Regions from separate parts of the Homo sapiens genome. Here region 1 is linked to region 2. The links are chromatin contacts, found by Hi-C or POLR2A ChIA-PET in ENCODE. All regions are on one chromosome and are shown on one strand. The core of a region is the stretch at or near the end of the contact, and the rest is flanking DNA. Distances in the headings are between cores, read along the strand shown. Region 1 overlaps DYRK1A (dual specificity tyrosine phosphorylation regulated kinase 1A). Region 2 holds the start of HLCS-AS1 (HLCS antisense RNA 1).

The links. A loop is a pair of places that touch in the nucleus more often than their neighbours do. ChIA-PET counts read pairs that join two places held with the same protein, here RNA polymerase II (POLR2A). Pooled maps may share reads with other maps.
Region 1: a pooled map shows a loop between it and region 2 (3-fold over the local background). The contact joins the enhancer-like site here to the promoter of HLCS-AS1 in region 2. A Hi-C loop is called at or near these places in 1 of 37 single-sample maps with no recorded cell type and 3 of 50 pooled maps. POLR2A ChIA-PET finds 5 or more read pairs at or near these places in 1 of 52 experiments (PC-9).

The regions. Positions count from the first base shown.
Region 1 is chr21:37,456,868-37,463,421 of GRCh38, forward strand. The region is part of intron 2 of DYRK1A (dual specificity tyrosine phosphorylation regulated kinase 1A); the gene reads left to right. Among named protein-coding and RNA genes, the nearest start is that of KCNJ6-AS1, 58 kb to the right of the region's middle. RefSeq lists enhancers at 1-485, 486-997 and a silencer at 6,392-6,441. Within about 2 kb of position 4,749, at least 6 of the 41 ENCODE cell types and tissues checked have a DNase peak (open chromatin) inside an H3K27ac peak, as active enhancers do.
Region 2 is chr21:36,963,015-36,969,606 of GRCh38, forward strand. It overlaps HLCS-AS1 (HLCS antisense RNA 1), which reads left to right and starts at 3,445. Exons shown (of 4, transcript NR_186434.1): 1 at 3,445-3,597; 2 at 5,540-5,793. HLCS (holocarboxylase synthetase) reads right to left here and starts at 3,655. Exons shown (of 11, transcript NM_001352514.2): 1 at 3,430-3,655. The coding sequence starts at 3,624. RefSeq lists an enhancer at 3,008-3,057 and silencers at 3,117-3,447, 3,168-3,497, 3,568-4,037.

The sequences.
Region 1 (6,554 bases), core at 3,499-5,998, 500 kb after region 2:
TGTTGTCACTACTTTTTATTACTTTTTAATTGTGAAAAACTCACAGATTCTGTAATAAAGGGTCATAGAAACCTGCTTTATCCATACTATCATTACTGAGAATACTTTCTGGTTTGGAAAATTTGCTTGAGAGGTAAAAAGAAAATTTACTTACTTACTTACTTACTTACTTATTTATTTATTTATTTATTTATTTATTTATTTATTTATTTATTTAGTAGAGACAGAATCTCGCTCTGTTGCTCAGGCTGGAGTGCAGTAGCACGATCCTGGCTCACTGCAAACTGACTCCTGGGTTCAGGTGACTCTTGTCTCAGACTCCGGAGTAGCTGGGACTACAAATGCATGCCACCACACCTGGCTAATTTTTGTATCCCCCCCGCAAGACAGAGTCTCACTCTGTTGCCCAGACTGGAGTGCAGGGGCACGGACTCGGCTCACTGCAACCTCCACCTCCCGGGTTCAAGCTATTCTCCTGCCTCAGCCTCCCTAGCTGAGACCACAGGCGTGTACCACCATGATCGCCTAATTGTGTGTGTGTGTGTGTTTAGTAGAGGTGGGGTTTCGCCATGTTGACCAGTCTGGTCTCGAACTCCTCGCCTCAAGTGATCCGCCTGCCTCAGCCTCCCAAAGTGCTGGGATTACAGGCATGTGCCACCGCGGCTGGCCTTTTGTGTTTAACTTTTAAAGCGTCTCTGGTCAGATGAATATTTTGCCTTTTGGGTATTTTTAAATGGAAAATTTATGTAAATAATCAGTGTTTTAATTAGAATCACAAAGCCAAATGATTGCCTCATTGGATAATTTTAAGTATTATGCTGCAATTCAATATAGGTACCAAGTACTTAACTAGACTTAAAAATATCTTGTATGTTTAACAGCTGTTTAGCTAGAACTAAAAAAGAGCAAGTCCTCTATGTGTATGCTTCTCCCCTTTTCTCCCTGGGATGGGAGAAGGAAAAAGTTAATTTTTTTCCCCCTTGACTGCTGTTGCTGTGCCTGCTTTAGAAGAAGACAGAGGTAAAGATCAGGGAAGGCAACTTTGTTTCCAAAGAAACATTATGTGCCTGAAACTTAGTAACACCTTCAGACACTTCTTAAAATGGCTTGGTTATGGCATAGCTGAAGGTCTGAGGCTGTGGTAGGTAACCTTCTGCCTGTGTTGTATTCCTGGCCGCCTCTGTGTGTTCTGACCCTGCTCCTCTAGAGAGGAAAGCAGCTAAGCAGGCACCTTTCAACTTTTGAATGGCTTCATAGTATTACAGCATTTAGATGTGTTGTGCCATTCCCCCTCTTTTTGTACTTACGGGTTTCTTGGAAGACAGCTGTAATATGCCTGTAGGCACGCTAGACAAAGTTATGGTCAAGGGGGCGGTAGGGGAGGGCATCTGGGTAATTTACTGTGTGTGTGTGTGTGTGTGTGTGTGTGTGTGTGTGTGTACATATACATATGTATTATATTTTAAAAATTTTACATAACTAGTATTTCACTATCTTTTTGATTTTGAAAAAAATGAACTAAGTTGAACTTTAACCACCATTTATTAAAACATTTCTTTTAAGCTCTAAACAGAGGCTCCAGATCGTCTTTGAGGCACATTTCCTGTCCCCTGGCAACTCTGTGTGTAACGTTTCAAACCCAAGGCATTGTACAAGGGAGAGGAGTACTTTGGGTTTACATGGTTGAGGGTGATGATGAATCCTCTTATTTCATGTGTAAGAAGACCGGGTTATTTGTTGCCATGCCCCACACTGATGCTGGGGCCAAGGCAAGCAAAAGGGGACGCCTAAGTCCTAGCCTAATGTCTGTCTTCTGTAGAGCAAGCTGAACTTTCAAAGGTATTTCTCGTTTTACCTGTTTTGTAAATGAATATGCTAACTTTGCACGCCGCAGAGGAATGTGAGATATAGAGAGCAGGCCGAGGTCCATGGGGCTTCATAAAGGGCATTTTGAGCAGCTGGAGGCTTGTGGTTACCATGTCCAGGCTCTTCCCCTGCTCTCCTTAACTATCCTACAGATGCCTCTGACCTGGGAGGAAGGAAGAGAAGCCCTCATCTCCTGACTGAGAGTGGGAAGTGGCAGTCACTGAATGTGCTTGCCGTGTGACATTACTGCATGTCAGGCTGGCAGTTCACTGTTTTGTGTGTGGAGGACTGTTTCTGATGCTCTCTGCTATTTGCTAAGCCATAAATAAGGATATACCGTCTGACAACTACTATAATAGTATGAAGGACAGCTTTGAAATCAAGACGTCTGATAACCTTAAGCTGTGGTCACTGTCATTTTTCTCTTGAAAGATCCTGGACTCTCAGGATCTGGCTTACCATCTTTGATGGACAATCATTTTATTAGCTTGCTTGAAAGAATTAGTTCCTCTGTTATAATCACTGTAGTGTCAGTTGGAATGACTTGAGCCATTTTTGTAAAACTTGTGAAATCTTTATGTATTTATGAAAGTTAAACTTACTGAAGGCTGAATGACTGCAGTGAAAGTATGAATCCTTTAATTAAATAAGTGGTTAGCATTTATATAAGCAGTCTAATTAGGACCCCAAATATTTGTTCATTTTCTTTAGGGCTACTAACCTGGATGCCCGATGGAGTAATCATCACTGTCCTGTGTAGATCTTGTAGATTTTTGAAAGTACTTTCTGTCTCACAGTGGTGGTAGATTTTGTTTATTTAATTATTTAGGGGGCATGTTTTCAGTTTAGCCTGATTAGTTACCTGCTGAATAAATAATGTTATTCTAATACCCTGCTAGGAAGAAATTTATGTAATTGAAATTCTGATTTCTATGTAACGTTCTGTTTTCGTATTGAGACATGATACTGCCTGACAGGGCTGCTTCAGCAGCTGTCATCTGGTTTGTTGTTTCTTGTGTTGTTATATGGATTCTGCTAGCCTAAAAGGCATTCTTCTCTGTGTCTCTGCAGGGCTGTCCAGTGAGTCATCTAAAATTAAACTTTGATCAGAAATAAGTTTCGTTTTTTTCCCGCAAAGGACTGGAGTGAGTGGGCTTGAGAATACTTGTATGCAAATTAAAAATATATATATTCATAAATATTTGGGAGCATTAGGTCAAGTGCCAATTAAGTCAGGAAGGATCCTGCAGCCATAGTCATGAAGATAAACTTTTTAAATTGCATTTGCTCAAACTTAAACATGTTTGTGAGTATTTTGTATAAGCGACCATTATTTCAGTTGCTATGTTAGATTTGTTGCTTTCTTTAGCATGGATTTTTTTTTTTTGGTAAAGTGTTAGTTTTTAATGTTTCAAAAGATTTTTTTTGCAGTCATTTAAAATCAATTGTCAGTTAATACCTAAAATTCGGCAGATTGTATGTTTTATTTATTGCAACATGTTGAGAATCTTTTGTTTCCTGTTGACATTTTAAAAATCTCCTAATGGCAGATTGATTTGTCTGTGCTCTTTTTGTATTATTAAGTCAGGCAGCAGATACTTAGAGAGCTTCTGCTGTTTTAAGCCATGGGGAGGCAGTAGCGAACAAAAGGGGTGGGGGAGTCTTGCGGCGTTCACATCTCAGAAATGTTACTGCGCTATGAGGGAGACTTTGGCCTCTAATCCACTGTTAGCCACTAGCCTCCAGTCAAAGTTAGAGAACCACCGGTCTTCATTCTTTTCATTAAGTGGTTGGACTTGTCTAAAAAGGTTTAATTTCACCTCCAGACTTTGTCTTGAGACATTGCGTGTCTTTGTTTACCTGTCTTTTGTTTCCAAACGTCCCTACGCTCATTCCTAGATTTAATTAAGGGCTCAAAGACTGCTCAATACCTTGTTTTGTACTAAGTAGGGAAGAATTTTAATTTAAATAGGTTTCATTACTGATTATTAATTTAAAATTTATGGGCACTACAAGAAAAACTATTTCTCTACCTGGAATTTTCATGACTGCCAATAACTTAGTACTAGGTGGTATTATCTGCTTTATTCATTCTTATTATTTAAAATATTTTATAACTTTAGGATATTAAAGAAAATATAAATTTACCCATATTATATGTTATCCTCTGTACAATATGATAATTTATGGAATCCAGCAGCTATATGTTGGATTACTATTTTAATCTTTTCTGTCTTCCAGATGGTATTACCAAAAATAAATCCTTGGCCTCCTATTTCAGCTGTAAGAATTTGGCTTACCTTTTGTAATCAAGAGTGGTAAGGGCCCTTTTACTGTAGGGTTAAGTAAGATTTTCTGTTATTTAGTTGTTGAGGATAGTACAGTTCCTAAAAAATGATACGTGCTTGTTAAATACAGAATGAATGAAAAGCACACATCTGCATATTAGTCTTAAAGTTTTAAGATGATTATTTTTGATTTTCAAATATAGGTAGTATTTCATTTTATTTAAGTTATACATTTATTTAAATTATCTAAGTTATAATAAAATGGCAAAACCACAACTACTTTTACACCAACCGAATACTTACATTTATTTCTCCTGTCCTTTGTGCTGTGATTGTTTTATTTATATGTAATAAACTCCACAATGTTATTTTTGCTTTGAACAGTCAGTTGGCTTTCAAAAATATTAAGAAAAAATGTCTTTTATATTTATCTACATACATATTTACATTTCTGGTGCTCTTTATTCCTTTGTGTGAATCTCAGTTTCTGTCTGGAATCATTTTCCTTCTGTGAACTTGTGTGAACATTTTTTGAGGGCGGATCTACTGTTGACAAATTCTTTCACTTTCATGGGTCTGAAAAAGTATTTTGCCTTCGTTTTTGAAGGGTGTTCTCACCGGATATAGATTTGTAGGTTAAAGGTCTTTTTTATTTTCATCATTTAAAGATGTTTTATTTTCTTCTGGCGGTGCACATGGTTTCTGGTGAGAAAGTGGTGACTCCCCTATATGGAAACAGGTGTTTTTGTCTCTGGCTGCTTTTACAATTTTTTTCTTCATCATTGGTTTTCAGCAGTTTGGTTGAGTTGCCTCAGTGTGATTTTTGTGTGACTTTTTCCTTTTTTTTTTTTTTTTAAACTTGTTTTCAGTTTGGTTAATTTATATTGCTTTGTTTTTCCATTCACTTATCTTTTCTTCTGCGGTGTCTGAACTGCTATTAGGTCCGTTCAGTGAATTTTTCATTTGAGTTATTTTGTTTCTCATTTTTAGAATTTCCATTTAGTTCCTTTTCGTAGATTCTATTTCTCTATTAAGATTCACTATTCCCTTATTTTGTCCATGTTTTCCTTTATATTTTAAAACATTCATAATAGTGGTTTTGGTCTGCTAACTTCACTCTTTCTGTCATTTCTGAGTCTTAAATGGATTTTTTCCTCCCGAATACAGACCACATTTTCTTGCTTCTTGCTGTGCCTAGTGAATTGGGCTGGCTATGGGGATGAGGAATGCTGGCCCGTGAGTGTTTGGATTTTGTTGTTCTCTTTAAAGAGTGTTGAATGTCGTCCTGGCAGGCTGTTAATTCACTTGCAGACCATCTTGATCCTTTGAGGTTTGTTTCAGTCTCTGTTAGAACAGGGGCCAGCCTTTACTGTAGGGCTGGATTAGCCCTAGCCCTAAATGTGGATTTTCTGGGGTCTCTGTTGAATGTCTGTGGGTTTCTCCACTGTAGCCTGTTTGAACACTCAATGTCTTACAGTCTTGTGTGAATTTTAGTAGTTATTCAGTTCACAGTTCCCTGGTAGTTGTTCTGTGCCTGGCTTCATGGTCCTTCTCCCAGTGCTTGTGCAGCTTAGCATTTGGCCAAAGAGTCAAGGAGAACCCTATGTACGGATTGATGGAGCTCCTTCTCTTTTTGTTACCTGCTGCACAAATTCCAGCCAATTCAGTGGCCTTGAACTCTTCCTTCTGTCTCTGCAGCACAGTGAGATTGCTGTGTTCTGTTTGGGCTCCCCCTTCCTATATTGTACCCTGGAAAGTGCCTCTAGATAGGAAACCAGGGGGATTGTAGGGCTCACCAAGAGTGATTTCTTTTTTCAGTCATCACGATTCTGCACTGCCTGTTGTCCAGTGTTTGAAAACGGTTATTTCGTATGTTTTGACTAGTTCTTTAGTTGTTTATGATGAATGAGGGAGTCTGGTACCAGGTACTCTACAAAGGTCATAAGTGGAAATCTGATAATACAAATTCCTAAGGGTAACATGTTTTTATCCATAACCCATTGTTACTAACAATTTTAATATATAGATTCAGTTAATCTTTCATGCTGAAAAACCTGAGATTTTATTTACGTCTTATATGAGCAATTTCATTGTGTTTCTAGATAATTGAGTATGCTCTTTTGGCTAGTGGGTTGACAAGCTTGTGTGTGCATGTGTGTGTGTGTGTGTTTAATGTTGGCACGTGTGTGTGTGTGTGTGTGTGTGTGTGTGTATCCTGTAGTAACACATATTGGCCACTAGAGGGTAATAAGAAAGCAGTTCATTTGTTCTTATTGGCTCACTGTTACTAAATAGTCCTTATCATTAGACTTTTTGCATAGTCACAGTCATTGCTTACTTTCACTTTAATATATATTTATTTAACACCTTCTGTGGAGCCAGGCACTGCACTGTGTGCTT
Region 2 (6,592 bases), core at 2,195-4,694:
GCAGTTAAATCCAGAGAGAAAAGCTATTTCAGGGAAAGGCATTTACCATATGCAGACGCAATCAGACATACTTTAATGGAATGTAAACTCCAGTCAGGAGTGATTGTAGTTTTTCAAAAAGAAGATTAGAATCAAGATTGGTTAGCAAATCAGAAATACCCAGTTATCTCTCGTTTTCTTTCCTGAAATCTCTCTAAGAAAAACAGCAAATTGATTTGAAAAGGCTTTCACATACAGGATATAGCCAGAGAAGAAAAAGATGAAATCTGAGCGGGGTATGCAGGAGGCTTTCACCATCACCCAGAACGAAGGTAACTAGGCAGGCTCCACTGTGCTGCATATCAGTTCAAATCTGCTTGATAAAAACCTATTGAACTAAATAATGAATGAAAATTTAGGGGAGAATTTGCCCCTCCCTCAGTAAACATAATTATCAATATAGTGGTTAAAAAGTATGTCCACTTAGGCCGGGCGCGGTGGCTCACGCCTGTAATCCCAGCACTTTGGGAGGCTGAGGCACCTAAGGTTGGGAATTGGAGACCAGCCTGACCAACATGAAGAAACCCTGTCTCTACTAAAAATACAAAATTAGCCGGGCATGGTGGTGCATGCCTGTAATCCCAGCTACTCGGGAGGCTAAGGCAGGAGAATCATTTGAACCCGGGAGGCAGAAGTTGCGGGGAGCCGAGATCGTGCCATTGCACTCTAGCCTGGGCAACAAGAGCAAAACTCCATCTCAAAAAAAAAGTATGTCCACTTTATCCAAGCATAGAATGTGTACATTAAACAGACAAAAAGCTTGATACTGCCAATTTGTATAAACTGTCTTTGGTTAAACTTATCAATTGATTGTAGGGCATTCAATTATAAACACACATATTCAGTATTCATGCATTTGATTTTAAGTGTATAACATATGAGAACACGCCAGGCTTGGTGGCTCACACCTGTAATCCCAGCACTTTGGGAGGCCAAGGTGGGCGGATCACCTGAGGTCAGGAGTTTGAGACCAGCCTGGCCAACACTTTGGTGAAACCCTGTCTCTACTAAAAATACAAAAATTAGCCAGGCGTGGTGGCTCATGCCTGTAATCCCAGCTACTCAGGACGCCAAAGGAGGAGAATCACTTGAACCTGGGAGGTGGAGATTGCAGTGAGCGGAGATCGCGCCACTGCACTCCAGCCTGGGTGACAGAATGAGATCCATCTCAACATATGGGCATGAGATTCAGGTGTGTCCTTATTTCAGCCCAAGTAGACTGAGGTATCCCTCAAAAGTAGACCCAAGCAGACTGAGATATCCACCAAATCATCAACCTGATCATATTTTAAATCTCAAAATAACAGTAGCCAACCACAAATAAATGGTCAAGCTTTCCACCTGTAGACCTTCAACATCACAGCTTAAACCCAACAACTATTAAATTTACTATTTCAGGTCAAGCTGCTATGCTAAACAGTCTCATTTCCTAATAAGAAAAAGATACGAACTAGAATAGGAACTGTGATTTAAAGGCTACAGGGATGCAGAGCATGGCCATCCCATCTAGTCTGGAAAACTAGGAAATGACGCAGCAATATCTAACCAAATCTGTAGGCAAAGCTTACTGTGCAGAGTGACAGAGCAGAGTTACAGAATCCATGAAAGCACCAGGCCACTCCTACTCCGGCCTGCACAGGTAGGCAAGGGCTGAAAATCACTAGTTATGGTTAGTGTAGTTAACAGAAGGCCAGCGGAGTCATGAAAATGTTCAAAAGTAAAACTGTCCAAGAAAATCAGACATTCCCATCTCCATGTTTTTATATGTCCAAAATTTCTATTCTGACTTAAATCCTAAATGTAATTGATCCAATTTGGAAACTACTACAAAAAGCTCACCCCTCAATTTTTTGCCATTTTATTGAGTTATCTTTCTCAATCAGGTTAATTCCCAACGCTCTAAGCCATACATTGTATGTAATGCATGAACTTCTTCCCCTTTTGTCTGGGTAGTGTCAGTTATGTGGAGGTGGTACTAGTTATTTGCATAACTAGTACCTTGGGGGACCTGAGAAAACAGTCATTCATATTCAGTGTGACATAATACATATATGGTACTAACAAGAAAGAGTATTTTTTATTTGCTAGTGGCACAATTTCAACCCATATCTAAGCACAGCCTCCAGGCAATGTTCAAACCTGAGATAAGATTCAATTCCCCACAGGGGCTTTACGGTGTGACATATGCAGAAAACGTCATTTTAGTGCTAAAAGTGAGGCAATATTCCAGAAAACAGAGGAAAGGGACAAGAAACAGATTAAAAGCAAAACACGTTTAAATATTAATGAGAACAATGCTACCGATGTCCATGAAATTTTGTGCAGTACTGCACTGTGAAGCTAAGCCCATTTCCAAAAACAGCTGAATGGAAAGATCTATTGTTCCCTTTACAGCAAGGCAGCAGACTTTTTACAGAGATTAATTGACTGGCCCAAGTCACAAGGTAGGTGACAGAGTGGGCTGAACACGTAACCACCATCCTAAGCACTGGGTCAAAAAAAACAAAGGCTGACTGTCAACTGAAATTTAAAAGACGCAAAGACCATCAGTCGGGTGCCCAAGTTGGTGAATGATGCAACCAACTGACAGAAGATGGAGAGGGAAAAGGGCAGTTTTTGTAAATTTGGGGACATCTGACAAAAAGCTGATGACACAGGTGGGAGTTTTTTGTTTGGGATTTTTTTTTTTTTTTCTTAAGACAGGGTCTTGCTTTGTCACCCAGACTGGAGTGCAATGGCTCAATCATAGCTCACTGTAGCTTCAAACTCCGGGGCTCAAGTGAACCTCCCGGGATCAAGTGACCCTCCCGCCTCACCCTCCAGAGTAGCTGGGACTACAGGCGCGTGCCACCACGCCGACCTAAGTGTTTTTTTTGTTTTGTTTTTTGTAGAGAGGGGTCTAGCTATGTTGCCCAGGCTGGTCTCCATCTCCTGGGCTCAAAGCTGTCCTTCCTCCTAGGCCTCCCAGAGTGCAGGGATTACAGGCATAAGCCACCGCTCCCGGCCCGCCACAGCTGTCTCTCCTGGTTCACGGTCACCCAAACGCCGGCTCGAAGTGTGGGAGAGGAGGTTGGGGGCGACCCCAGGTGGGCACTGCTGGCGTCCGGCTGTCAATCCACAGCTCACGTCCTCACAGGTGCGCGCCTAGAGTCACGCGTCCAGCACCGCCCGGCTGGCCGGGAAGAGGCGACCGGGTCCGTGGTCCGAGTCCCGCACCTCCGGCCTCTCTCTGGGCCCCGGGGCAACAGCCCCTCCCGGGCCGCACAGGCCGCACTGAGGGCGCCACTCCGGGGCTCCCGAACTCCCGGGCTCCCGGCGGGGACGAGGCGCAGGGACGGGGGCACTTCCGGCTCGCGGGGCCCGGGTCGCCCGCCCGCCCGACCCGCCCACCTGGCTGTCGCTGACGCAGAAGACGCGGCCGCCACGGCTCAGGCACACGCGGGCGCCCGGGGGCTGCGCGGCCGCGCCGCAGAAGGTGAAGGAACAGCGCGAGGCACGCAGCCGCCGCACCGTGGCGCGCACGAGCTCAGCCGGCCGGCGACCCCAGCGCGCCCACAGGTACAGGTAGCACAGCGTGATGAGCATGGCCGCGCCGCCGGCAGGGCGAGCCCGCCTTGCCCGCCCGCCCCAGCGCCCCAGGCCCGGCCCCGCCCCGGCCGGAAGGGCCGCGCCGCCCCCCCGGGCCAGGCGGCGCGGGGGTGGGGACGGCGGGGGAGGCGGGGACCCGGAAGGTGACGCGGGCAACTGGAGGCTGCGGCGGGAGGGGCGGGGGGGGGTGAGGCCGCGCCCGGCTGTGTGATGGGGAGCTCCGGAGGCCGCGCCCAGGGCTGGTGGCGGCGGCGAGGGGCAGCGCTGGGGCGGGGGGTGTGCACCGGGGTCAGGGGACGCCGGGGCTGCACCCGGAGAGGGGGCTCGAGGGAGTGGAGGCCGGGGTGCGGGGCCGCGCCAGGGCTGAGGAGTGGGATGGGTATGTTGTGGATGCGGGGGAGGGGAGGCTCCAGTGGCTGCCCGACCTGTTTAAGCCAAGTCCGGCCTCCCTTCCTTGGAGGGGTGGGAGGCGGATTGAGGAGGGGGCTCTGCCTATGTTCATAGCTGCCAAGGCCAACCTTTACTAACCAGCAGCACACCGGGAGTCCCAGAGCGCTCCACAGCCGCTACCCAGTCGACTTGGGAAAATAAGATAAGGCCGTTTTTATTAAATTATACTAAGCCTTCATGCAAAAGATTTTAAGGTCAATCACATACATTCACGGGATGCAATAATGTTTTTTTAAATAAGGACAGGAAACAGAAATTGAAGACAGATAAGCACCAAGAAGGCTGCCTCTAAAAAGGCTGTGCCAGGAAGGCTCCCTATGGTGTTCTTGCTACATGTGGGTCAACAGTTTGACTGTAAGCATCCTAACACCAGTGGGAAAAGGAAAACATCACCATGATTTGGTGTTCTTGTCTCCAAGGGAAGCATAATTAGTCCTGACACAGAGGCTTCTCCCATAGAACCTCATTTCTTTAAAAGGCATTATGTAAAGAACGTGTTCTGAACAGCTGCGAAGCACAGCAAAGAATTCCATCCAGTGGCTTCCTATTCTGGCCCTCGCTGAAAATAGGTGGCAAGATGCAGCAAAAGCAATCATGTACACCACGTCCATGTCTTAATCTAAGGATAGTTTTTGTTTGTTTGTTTTTGAGACAGTCTCTCTCTGTCACCCAGGCTGGAGTGCAGTGGTGCAATCTCGGCTCACTGCAAGCTCTGCCTCCTGGGTTCAAGCGATTCTCCTGCCTCAGCCTCCCGAGTAGCTGGGATTACAGGTGCCCGTCACCATGCCTGGCTAACTTTTGTATTTTTAGTAGAGACAGGGTTTCACCACGTTGGCCAGGGTGGTCTCGAACTCCTGACCTCAGGTGATCCACCCGCCTCTGCCTCCCAAAGTGCTGGGATTACAGGCGTGAACCACCGCGCCCAGCTAGGATAGATTTTTTTTAAGAGACAAGGTTTCGTTCTGTCGCCCAGGCTGGAGTGCCGTGGCATAATCACAGCTCTCTGCAGCTTCGAACTCTGAGCTGAAGTGATCTTCCTGGCCACCATGCCCAGCTAATTTTTTAGAAATTATTTTTCATAGAGACAGGGTCTCGCTGTGTCGCCCAGGCTGGTCTCAAACTCCTGGTCTCGAGCAGTCAAACTCCTGCCTGGATCTCCCAAAGTGCTGGGATTACAAGTTTGAGCCATGGCGCCTAGCCATAAAGATAGATTTTTAAAGTACCTTGGCCATTTGTTCATCTGCTTTAATATAGCTGCATAGAACACCCACTCCCAGAACTTCAGACTTTTGGTTAGATAACATAGTATATTTTCCCCCTTGCATATAGCGATAGATTTTTAAAAGAGAGAAAATCCAAAAAGAAATAACTGGGCTTAAAAGCAAGCATCTCTGTGGACCAGAAATAGAAGAAAAACAAAGTGATAAACAGGACTAAAGCCATATCCTACACTTCTCTACAGGACAGTGGCAGCCGGAAAGTGGGTTCCTGCATGGTAACAAGACCTTAAAATTGTGTCACTGGAGAAGGACGTGCAGTTCCCGCTGAGGAGAGACTTGGCCACTCCAGGACAACACAGGACTACAAGTCAGGAATTTGAAGATGAAAAGTGCTCAACAGTGATAAATCCTAAATGTTTCACTGAACAACCTTTCAGATAGCCTTCTTGAAGTTTGCTGAATTATGGCTATAAGGACCACTCCCCACCCCTGCTAGGTATGGAGAGGTCATCTCCTCTATCTGAAGGTGACCAACATCTCCAGTTTTTCCAAATTCCCTAAGGGTTTTGAGACCACACCTTCCCACAGGTACTCTAACTCCACCTGGCCAATAGGAATTTTCTAGGTTTACCCTTAGGTGTTTCGAGATATGGTCTCAGAATACATCATGGGAAAATTACATTTTGGGGTCAATCCTGTATACCAATTCTAGGTTAAAAGCATGGGGACCACCATGGTTCAACATGAGCTGACCCTTGCATTGAAGAGTACTGATACCATTCATGCCTGGGGAAGGAATAGAGGGAGGAAGATATGAAGGGCACAGTGAGAAGTGAAACAGTCACATAACAAGCTCTGTTTATGATCCCGCCCTAAAATGATTTCATTTTGCAAAGGTCAAGGATAGAGTTGAGTTTCATCACCCCTATATAACAAAGGAATAGGGGAAGGATGCAAAAATAATACACCAAGGGATATTAATGTGTATGCACCTGATCCTCATCCTGTAGTCCCTCACTGCTCAAAGTGTGGTCCTTAGAGCAGCAGCAGCAGCATCACTTGGAAGCTCGCAAGAAAAGCGGAATCCTAGGCCCCACCCAACCCCAAATCAGCGTCTGCATTTTGACAAAATCCCAGGAGACTCACAAACACATTAAAGTTAGAGAAGCACTGCTAACATCTTCCTCTGTCATTCCCTGGGTCTGGGCTACTCTAGACTCTAATAAGACATTTCCAAAATGATGTGGAAAATAAGACCACAGACTAGGGATTTTTTTTTTTTTTTTTAGATGAAG